Linked DNA regions of Homo sapiens: region 1 is linked to region 2. The links are chromatin contacts, found by Hi-C or POLR2A ChIA-PET in ENCODE. All regions are on one chromosome and are shown on one strand. The core of a region is the stretch at or near the end of the contact, and the rest is flanking DNA. Distances in the headings are between cores, read along the strand shown. Region 1 overlaps ATP2B2 (ATPase plasma membrane Ca2+ transporting 2). Region 2 overlaps ATP2B2 (ATPase plasma membrane Ca2+ transporting 2).

The links. Hi-C counts contacts between places; a loop is a spot of excess contacts on that map. ChIA-PET counts read pairs that join two places held with the same protein, here RNA polymerase II (POLR2A). Pooled maps may share reads with other maps.
Region 1: a map of gastrocnemius medialis shows a loop between it and region 2 (2.4-fold over the local background). The contact joins two enhancer-like sites. A Hi-C loop is called at or near these places in 3 of 168 maps with a recorded cell type or tissue (IMR-90 and gastrocnemius medialis) and 9 of 50 pooled maps. POLR2A ChIA-PET finds 5 or more read pairs at or near these places in 3 of 52 experiments (A673, B cell and activated naive CD4-positive, alpha-beta T cell).

What each region holds. Positions count from the first base shown.
Region 1 is chr3:10,375,754-10,381,133 of GRCh38, reverse strand. ATP2B2 (ATPase plasma membrane Ca2+ transporting 2) reads left to right here. Exons shown (of 23, transcript NM_001001331.4): 9 at 1,850-1,891; 10 at 2,724-2,882. Among named protein-coding and RNA genes, the nearest start is that of MIR885, 16 kb to the left of the region's middle. Within about 2 kb of position 3,898, at least 5 of the 41 ENCODE cell types and tissues checked have a DNase peak (open chromatin) inside an H3K27ac peak, as active enhancers do; they include gastrocnemius medialis, where a contact is called at or near this core.
Region 2 is chr3:10,436,085-10,441,545 of GRCh38, reverse strand. All of the region lies in intron 2 of ATP2B2 (ATPase plasma membrane Ca2+ transporting 2), which reads left to right. Among named protein-coding and RNA genes, the nearest start is that of MIR885, 44 kb to the right of the region's middle. Within about 2 kb of position 4,110, at least 6 of the 41 ENCODE cell types and tissues checked have a DNase peak (open chromatin) inside an H3K27ac peak, as active enhancers do; they include gastrocnemius medialis, where a contact is called at or near this core.

The DNA of each region.
Region 1 (5,380 bases), core at 2,649-5,148, 60 kb after region 2:
GGCGAGGTTCGGGGAAGCCACTTCTCCCCTCTGAGTCACCCAGAAAGTGGGCACAGTGACAGTGATGAACTAATCCTGCAGCCATGGGGCTATTCCGAGGATGCTCCTAAATTCAGGCTGCCTCTGAACTTCCCTTGGCCTCAGTTTCCCCATCTATAAAATGAGAGTGATGAAAATCCCTCCTGCCCCACCTTGCAGGGATACTGGGAAGACTGACAAGAGATGACACTTGCAAAAGCCCTTTGAAACTGCAAAAGGCTGAACCGTGCAAGTGATTATGATGAAGGTAACTGGGACACTCTGGGAGGTGAATGTCTCATCCTGTTTTATGAAAGTGGAAGCTTGATGAGATTGGGAGATAGAAAGCCAGCAGCTAGTTGGTGGTGAAATGAAGACTTCAGGAACCCTGTCGCAGCAGTGCCACCTCAACTTCCCTCCCCTGGGCTCAGAGGGGCTGAGGGGTGTCCATGGTCTCCCTGACGGCAGCTTCTGGAGAAGCAATGGCAGGACGGAAGTAGGCACGCACTTTGGGGCCAGCTCTCCATTTACCCATTGAGACCCAAGCAGCTCATCTCCCTCTCTGAGCCTCAGTTTCTCATCCATAAATGGGTATAATACAAGCACACCCTTCATAGGTGAGGCTGTGGCGAGGATTAGATGGAATCTCAGAGCTTATGTGTGTGCCCAGCACATGGTGGTGGACTGTCCTGGAATGTGAGCTGTGAGAATCACCATTGCAGCCATCATCCAAGGGTGGCCAACCTTCTCAGACCCCTCCCAAGGGGGCGAGGCCTGTTGGCAGAGCAGGCAGAGCTCTGGGTGAGCGTGCAGGCCCAGTAGATGGGAGGGTGCTGGCGAAGGCAGGTGTGCTAGGCAAGAGACAGAGGCCTCCATTGCCCACATTGCACACCCAGCCCACAAGCTCCTGGCCAAGGCTGGAGTGGGGGCCTCCCAGGCAGCTCTGATGAGTCGGTGGGGGGCAGCCAGATGCAGCACCAGGCCCTGGTATGGAAGGGGATGCCCACGGACACTACTTAGCCTGCTGCTGTAGCCTGAGCCATACCCCTACCAAGGGGTCAGCACCCCCATTGGGGACCAGAGCACTTCATCAAGAACCCGGCCACACTTGAGGTCCCTCGTATACCACCATGGGGACCCCTGATCACTCTTTGTTCTGGTCACTCTCAGGGGCATTGGGCAAGGGGTCATCCTTGGGTGGCTTCACACTCTTCAGAGTGTGAAGGAGAAAGATCATCCCTCTTGAAGGCCAAAACTAAGGAACACATTGACCTCAGTGCCTTGTCCAAACTCCTCTCCATTCTAGAAACACTCTCTCCTCTCTCTCTGTCTCTCTTTCTCTCTCTCTCCCCCTCTCCCCTCTCTCTACTGCATGTTTTCTTTTGTGGGAAAATGAAAAGGACGTAACTGAACAAGCTTCCCTTTGCCTTCTCTCAACCCAGAAAACACCAAATCGGTCACAAAAAGCTTGGTGTGGGGGCCTGAGTGCTTCTCTGCTGCCTCCTCCAGCAGACTCTAATCCCCTGCACCCTCTGATACTTCCCTTTGATCTGTAACACGCTCAAGGCCAAAAGTATTCCAGCAGAAACCTCCCTCCTGAGTCCCCTGGAGAATCAAGAGTTGCCCGGCTGGCAGGCCCCACAGCTAAGGTGCGGCCAGGCCTGCTCCTGCTTCAGGGCCCTCCCCAACCCGTATCCCCACACAGAGGGATGCAGTCAGCACGGCCCGCCCTTCATCTGTGACATTAATGTCTGTGGCCTGTTGCGTCTTCGTGATGACCGACCATGTGTTGTCTGTTCTCTGTTGTCTGTTAAAATTCTTTGTCGTGTAGGTAAAATGCAGGATGGCAATGTGGACGCCAGCCAGAGCAAAGGTAACCCTTTTGTTTTAACCGGCGTTTGTCGTCCCTGAGGCCCCTCCCCACCGGCTCTGACAGTCACACCAGAGACAGAGACTGGCAAGGGCCAGAGGCAGACACATCCACTCCTACAGGTGTCTGACGACCTTGGGGGTGTAGCTGTGATTTGCATGGTGCCAGGCCAAATAAAGAGGTGTCCACCGGTGAGGAGGGGGATACCCATGGGCCAGCATCTCCCTAGCCTTTGAACTCTGCGCCCCATTCAGCTGAAGACTTTGAGATCCTTAGAGGTTGAGGGGTAGGGAGTTTGGCTCAGTCTCTGTCCAAAAGGGTCACGGGCCCTCCAGTCCATCCTGCATGAAGAGGCCACGCCAACTGGGATAGTGACTTGGCTCCCATGGCTGCCCTCTTTTACGTTCTAAGCCTCCTTTTTTGTCCCTCCTGTCGAGTGGCTACTTAATATCCCACAACAGGTCCCAAGGACCAGCTGGGTAGAGCCCAAGCCTGTCTGTCTTGTCTGAATGTGGGAAAGGACAAGGGACCACCTAGGGTAGGACTCACAGGCTTGTTCAGGCCGAGAGGGGGATCCAGGGTAACAGCATCAGTCCCTGCTGTGTCCCAGATTCCAGGTCTGAGGCAGCGAGTACCACTGGGATCCATAGCTCCGGCTGGAAGAGGCAGGCCCCCATCACAGGACTTCTGCACCAGCCATGCGGGGCTCAGTCCAGGCAGTCAGCACCTACCCTGGGCAGGCAGGGGTGGGTGCCAGCGTCTCCACCCTGTGGGCTGACCTGCATGTGTGTCTATGTGTCTGTGTGTATGCACGTGCGTGATCTGCCCCCTGCAGCCAAACAACAGGACGGGGCAGCCGCCATGGAGATGCAGCCCCTCAAGAGTGCCGAGGGCGGCGACGCTGACGACAGGAAGAAGGCCAGCATGCACAAGAAGGAGAAGTCCGTGCTGCAGGGCAAGCTCACCAAGCTGGCTGTGCAGATCGGGAAGGCGGGTGAGTGCAGCAGGTGGGAGGCAGGGGACAGGGCTCACAGGGGGACCCCAGGCAGAGCCCTGCCCCATGCTCGGCCTCAGTTACCTCATCTGCAAAGTGGGGGGCTTGAATGAGTGCCTGAAGCCCACCTTTCTCTACCACAGCACCCAGTCTGAGTCCTGTGTACAGAAGGCACTCCATTAGCACTCAGTGATACAGAAGAGTGAAGCTCGAGCAAATCCAAGGCTCTGGTAGCAGACGGCCTGCCTTCTTGTCCGGCAATGGCTGTGAGAACTTGGGAAAGTAACTTCTAGCTCTGAGCCTCTGTATCCTCATCTGTAAAATGAGGATAATAGTTGTCCCCACTTCACAGACTGCTGTGGGAGTTAAAGGAGACTCTGCATACAAAGCATTAGCACTTGGCAGGTGCAGCAGCTGGAGAGGGTGCAGGGCCTGAAGTTCCAAGCAACACAGACTTTATCCTGAGGACAGTGGGAGCCATGGAAGAGACTTGAGCAGAGGAAGACAAGAATGGGTTTGGGCTTTATCATGACCACCCTGGCCACAGTGCAGAGGAAAAACTGAAGAGGTTGAAGGACATTGCCAAGAGCCCAGGGAGAAACCCATGGTCTGAGCCCCCGCACAACAAACTGGGCATCCCAACTAAAGTGGTAACTGCAGGTGATGGCTGGTGACAGCCCCGCTGGCCCAGCTGCAAAGTGAGCCCCCGACCCTCTGGCACGGCCTAGGCTTCCCCTCCCGGGTAAGGAGGTAGCAAATGCCAAGGCCTTCCCACCTGGCTGCTCGATCCTTTGTGGCTGTCTCCCCAGCTCTAATTATAGACACCACAGCATGGGGAAGGGAAGCAGATTACAGGCTTGGCTGTCTAAATTTAAACTTGGGGGCCTGGTGACAGCTCCCGGCTAGCTGGGAGCTTGGCTTCCAGCCCCTCCGACTGTCAGACAGGGATGGAGCCGGCTCTGAGGCTCCGCAGCTGGAGGTGGGGGTGGAGAGCTATGGGCCCAGGGATTTCCTCTATCCTCTATACCGCCATCGCCACCGCCACAGGCAGAAGACTCTATGGAAACATGGCACTGACAGGGCCGGGAACGAAGCGATGAGAACAACCCCATGGCCTTCAAAGTCCTCACTCCTCTCCCTCCTGCACCTCGGCCCTGCCAAGAATGGAGTTCACAGTCAAGCACTCCTGGGTTCACAGCCCATCTCTGCCTCTCTCTTTGGCTGAATTCCCTGAGATGGGTAGGCAGGGGATCTATTGACAGGGTGCTCTCAGGTGAGACCTGCAAGGGGCACAGGTCCACGCTAGGGAAGAAGCCGGGGGCAGCTGAGATTTCCAGAGAACTCCCAGCCTCTCCCGATCCCATGGGAGCTCTGGAGCAACCCAAATCCATCCTGCCCTCCTCTGCTCAAACCTCCTCCGTGACTCCCACTGTCTTCAGGATAAAGTCCATGGCTGCCCAGAACTCTAGGGTCTGTCCTACCTCAAAGCAGATGGCTGGGCTTTGGGACTAACACGTCAGCCACTGGATGTTGGCCATCAGGTTAAGATGGGAGTGCATTCCCAGGCACTTCCCAACAAGGGGACCCAGTCACCTGAGCAGGCTCTTCCTCTGTCAGAGTCTGCGGGTGTGAGCAGTCTCCGCAGCACCTGCAGTAGCACCTGTAGCAGATGGGGGATGGGCATGCTAAACTGAAGAGGAAGCCCCAGGGGATCAGGATGGGTCCCCAGCTGCGTTCCTACCGTTACAGCATTTCTCTTGCCTGTGGCTGCAAGCAAGTCACTTCCCCTATCTGAGCCTCAGTTTCCTCATCCAAAAAAAAGCCACCTGCTGTTTCCTCTACATGGAATGTTCTTCCCTAGGTCACCATGCGACTGGTGTCTGCTCAAATACCACCTCCTCCAAGAAGCCTTCCCTGGCCACCCTAGCTAAAGTAACCACTCCCTACCCCTGTCCCCCATGTCACTTTCTATCACATCATCCTGGCCTTTTTCTTCACAATGTGTCACCATATCTGAAACTGTCTTGTTCATGTATTCGTTTTTTTGTTTCTTGTCTTCCTCCTCCTCTAGAATGTCTGCTCCTCAAGGGCAGGAACTCTTGTCTTCTTTACTGCTGTGTCCTAGTTCCCAAACTAGGAACTAAGATGTGCCTGGCGTGTCATAGGTGCTCAAAAGGTATTTGTCGAATAAATGAATAAATAAATGATACCAACTTCACGTCATTATTGTGTGAAAGCTCAATGCAAACCATTCCTCCTTTATTCACACAGTCACTCGGCACACATCTCTTGAGCACCTACTATGTGTCGAGCACATACTATTGCCGAGCACTATGCTGGGCACTTTGCATGCGTTATTACCACATTTGAGCCTTACAAAATCTTGGGGAGGAAGTATGCATCCCCATTGTACAGAGCAGGAGACTGAGGCTCGGTGAGGATCAAGGTCTCAAGAACTTGCCACAGGTCATAAAGCAAGGAGTGGCAGAGCTGGGAGG
Region 2 (5,461 bases), core at 2,861-5,360:
AGGAAATGTCGGGTGCAGTGGCTCGCACCAGTAATCCCAGCACTTTGGGAGGCCAAGGTAGGTGGATCACTTGAGGTCAGGAGTTCGAGACCAGCCTGGCCAACATGGTGGAACCCCATCTCTACTAAAAATACAAAAATGAGCTGGGTGTGATGGCGCACGCCTGTAATCCCAGCTACTTGGGAGGCTGAGACACAAGAATCACTTGAACCCGGGAGGCAGAGGTTGCAGTGAGCCGAGATCAGCCTGGGTGACAGAGTGAGACTCTGTCTCAAAAAAAACAAAAAGACAGGAAACAACTCCAGGGGCACAGAGGCAGGCAGGAATCAATAGGAAAGATGGCAGCCAAGGGCAGGAAGCCAAGGCCTCAGTGTAGCCAGGGGGAGGAAGGAGGAACCCCTTCCAGATCCCCTTACTCTCCAAAGCTCCCTATAGATTCCCAGGAAAGGGAGGTGCAAAGGTGGATTGTAAACTGCTCCCGCCTTAAGACTGTCCCAGTCTAGCTGTGCTACTAGTTACTAGCCACGATGCTAGTTATAGCTGTGATACTAGAGAATAATTAACATGCATTGAACACTAACAGCAGCCAGGCTCCCTGCTGAGGCTTCACGGCATTTTCTCCTATAATCTTCACATCACCCCTGTGAAACAGGAACTGTCATCATCCCAGCTTACAGATGAGGAAATTGAGGCTCAGAGCACCACGTCTAACAAGTGACCTGGCCAGGATTGGTGCCTACACTGTCTGGCTCCCAAATGTGCACACATGACCTCCTCGGTCTGCTGCTTTCTATTGACAAAAATAACTACTGCAAGAGGAAATGTTCTAAAGGTTGATGAAGGAGGAGTGATCCCCACCTGATTGGGGACAAAATCAGGAGTAGCTTCCTCTGAGTGAGGCCTGAAAGGACAGGGCAGAATTGAGTGTGCAAAGATGGGGAGGGAAGCACACGCAGTTAATGGGGCGTGAGCAAAGGCCCTGTGATGACAACCAGGATGTGTACAGGGAACAGTGAGGAATTCGCTGTGCCTGGAGCCTAGAACAGATCGCAAAGCACAGAGGACTCCAGCCCATGAACTACAGATTCATTTTTGTAGACTCTGGTTTTTAGTCTGTTTGTTCATGCTGTGTATGTAGACTGTCAGGTTGGATAATAGTGTTTATGTCCCTGTGAGTGTGAAATGGGCCTCCAGCTCCATAAGATGAGGCCCTGAGTACAGCCTTCTCCAGGTGCATGGAGAGCCAGTGAATTCACTGAATGCAGGGAAACCGAAGGTTGGGGAAATGGTTCTCACACTGGGTTCCCCAGTGCCTTGAGGTTCCACAGAAGTGCCCTACAGGACAAGGGGATGCTGAATGGATGGGACTCTGGGGCTTCTCACCCACCACCATGAACCAGAGACAGAGACACTCCTTTTTTTTTTTTTTTTTTTTTTTTTTTTTTAGATAGAGTCTCACTCTGTTGCCCAGGCTGGAGTGCGGTGGCACGATCACAGGTCACTGCAGCCTCGACCTCCTGGGCTCAGTGATCCTCCCACCTCAGCTTCCCAAGTAGCTGGGACTACAGGCATGTGCCACCATGCCCAGGTAATTTTTTTTTTTGTAGAAACAGGGTTTCAAAAATTAGCCGGGTGTGGTGGTACACGCTTGTAATCCCAGCTATTCAGGAGGCTAGGCACAAGAATCACTTGAACCCGGGAGGCAAAGATTGCAGTGAACCAAGCTGGTCTTGAACTCCTGGCCTTAAGCGAACCTCCTGCCTCAGCCTTCCAAAGTGCTGGGATTACAGGCATGAGCCACTGTGCCCGGCCTGATACTCCTTTTTAAATGCTTTGAAGACTTTGGTTTTTTAACAAAGTGTTGAAAAAAAGAAAAAAAAATTGAAAACCTCTGATACTGGAGAAAAATGCTAAACTAGAGTATCCAAAAGCCTGGGTTGGGGCACAGATCACATAAGTTCTTAATGCATCATTTGTTAAATCTGTGAAATGGAGCAGACACTGTCTGGCTTCCAGGGGCCACACTGACTGTGGATTAAATGAGAGAACACACAATGTGCCTGGCCCAGGGGTCTTAGGCGAAGTTGGTCTTTGCGGGGGCCCCAAGGGGATGCATGTGACTGTGCAGGAAAAGGGTGCTCAGTCCACCCATGCTGGGCAGGGGCGGAGACCAGCCTGACTTTGGCCCTTATCGACTGAGACCCTCTCCAAGCTCCCTCCACCCTGTTCCATGCCTCAGCCTCCCCATCTGGAAAATAAAGAAGGTTGGTCTAGTAGTCTCTGAGGCTTGTCCAGGCTCAGACATTCTACTACTGTGAAACTGTCTGCCTTGATGCCCCCATTCTGTAGACATCAGATGGGTCAAAGGGTGGCTGACTCACAGCCAGACTCCAGGCCTCTCTTCACTTGAAAATTCGTGACCTCAAAACCTTGGCCCATCAGTGCCCAGGCCAGGGCAGTGCCCTTGGCCCTTGGCCCTTTGCCCCAGGCCTTGGCCCAGCAGTCCTTTTCTACCAAGCAGCTTCAGGGCCCTCCCACGCTGGCTCCCAAAGGTCGGGTTTAGCGGGGGACCAGAATTTGGGCATCCCTGGCAACAGTTCTCTAGCTCCCAGAAGCCCAGGGGCCTAGACCCCAGTTTCCAATTACTTCTCCTCCCTGGGTCTCAGTTTCCTCATCTGTCACACGGGCCTAAGGGGTGAGAAATGTTGCTGTATAACTGCAGGCGGGCCGTCTCGAATGCTAGTAGGACCTGAGTCATCCACCCAGCCTGGGTCCCACAAACGCCTCGAGTTCAGCTGGAGAGATCCTCTGCCTCCAGGCCTGCCTGTCATCCGAGAGGCCCAGACAGGGCGGGTAAGTTATTTATACAGGCCCTCCTCACCCCACAACGATTATCTTACTCCTCCTGGTGCAATCCAGGCCCCTGCTGTGGTTTCAGACCCAGAGTTATTTATAGTCAGTGGAAATTAGTGCCTCAGCCGATGGCTCCCTAGGACCCACCTGCCCTAGCCTCCACCCCAAAGGGAGAGAGCAGGCAGCAGGCAAAGAAGATGTCAGAGGTCGGAGGAGAGTGTCACATGCAGGTACAGTGTGATGAGAGTATCTGACACTGGATTGGCAGGCAGTTGGACAGAGCAGTCGCCAGGAAGTAGGACGAAGGAGAAACGGCCCACACTGAGGAGGGCAGGCTGTTGGGTGAGCCCTTGGGAAAGCTCTGCTGGAAAGAACAGCAGAATGGAGTGTTCCCTGGGGCCTCCCCCTTCAGCACACCCCAGCTCAGTGGGGTCAGAGCAGCTGGAATAGGAGCCTGAGAGACTCATGGACCCATGAGACAACAGGTCTGGAAGGGCCTTCAAGGACCATCTGATTCAGTAATCCCAGGGTGCACATGGGGAGACTGAGACCCAGGAGAGAAGGGACTTGCCCAGCACACAGTGGGTATGGGCCAGGGGGCAGAGACACCCGCCACCCCCCTCCCTGCTCTCCCCTGCAACCTCCTGGCTCCCTGCAGAGCCTCAGCTCAGCCACGCCATCCAAAGACCACAGACTGAGTGGCTTAAATGACAGAAATTCATTCTCTCACAGTTCTGGAGGCTTGTAGATGGCCATCTTCTCCCAGTGTCTGTTCACATTATCTTCCCACTATGCATATCTGTCTCTCTGCCCAAATTTCCTCTTTGTATACGGGTGTCAATCATAGCATGGATTAGGCCCACCCTAATGGCCTCATCTTAATTTAGTATCTGCAGTGTCCCTATCTCTACAATGACTCTATCTCCAAATACCACCACAATTTTAAGGTACTGAGGGTTAGGACTTCAACATATGGATTTGGGGGAGCATGATTCAGCCCAGAACACTCTGACATGGGAAAACCACTTCAGTCCTCAGAACTGAAGCTTTCGCTTCTGTAAAGTGGGGACATGAACAGGACAGCAAGCGGACTGTAATGAGGGACACGCTCACTGCTGTACTGATGTGTCTGTCCCCCAAGCCCGATGCTCAGTGGGCGTTAAGAAGTGGGCGTTAGGAAGTGGCAGTGTGGTGAGAGAGTTAAGAGGCAGACATCCTGGGTCTGAACCCCAGCTTTGCCACCCACTAGCTATGTTGTGCTGAGGAAATGACATCACCTCTCAGAATCTGTTTACTCAGTCTGTGAAATCATTCTTATTCCTGGGCTGTGAGAAGTAATAAATGAGCTGATGTGAGTCAACACACTTAGCACTGCCCAGGAAACCCCTGGAAGTGGAGACCATCATCATTATTATTATTACTATTACTATTATCATTATCATCATCATCATTATATAGGTTAAGAAGCTGAGGCCCAGAGAGGGAGGCATCTTGCGCAGCCTCACACAGCCATCTGGCACAAAACTAAATGAGAACTCAGGTCTCCCAATCCACAGTCCCAGATTTTTCAACCACGTCTCTATGTGACACTAAAGGGGAAAAGAAGACAAGTAATTCCTAAGTGCCCCACATTAGGAAAGTAACTAAGTACCTTTTAGCTTCTCCACGTGCCTTTGGGACATTATGGAAAAAGATTGTTACAGAGAATGCAAAGCCACGTGGATGAGGCTCAAGAAATAATGTGATGTTGAAAAAGTGGGTTTAGCATCGTATGTCCTGACAATGGCAACACCTCCACGAAGACAGATGCAAGGGGAAAGGGGCTGGCAGGAAACATCTAGAATGTACCCCATGTTGTGGCTGAAGGGTGAGACTGGGGTGATGGTTCTTTCCTCAGCCTGTTTCTGCCTGTGTGCCGATGTCGCTCCACTAAGGCACGTCGGTCGTAAACAACAGAAGCTGACTGGGCAGCATAGTGGAGGCAAGAGGGCAGCTTAGGAGTGGGCTCTCCAAGTTGGAGCAAAGGCTGGAAAACCCAGCTCAATTTTCCAGAAGGAAACGGGGACATGCAGGGATCAGTGGCACGACTCACTAAGTAAATGTCCCTTTGGGGAACTGCAGGTTGGGAAAAATCCACTACAAAAGCTTCTTTTGGTCCTTGTATAGCTCAGGATTCCAAAGCAGCCTGTGCTGGTGAATGTTAACCCCAGCTCTCTAGTTGCGAGGGAATCCTCTTTTGCAGTGGGTGCTGATTTCCTTGGTGTAAATACCACCACGTTACCCACGTGACATCATTAAACACAGAGTTGGGACGAGAGGCGCAGCCGCACACCATTATACGGTATTTCTACCATGCAGATACAATAGACTGTCTACTAGAGAGAATAGATAATAGTGAAATGTAGTAAAATAATTAGGAGGTGATAAGTTTGGGGTATTTGTTGCCTTTTAAAATATAATTTATATAATTGTAGGTTTATATAATTGATTTCTAATGATGGCTATAATTAACAACCAGCTCACAAAATACCTGAAATTTTAGCCATCAGCTCTCACAAGCAAGTGTGAGCTGGCACCAGCAAATCACTGATTCTACGTCCCAGGAGAC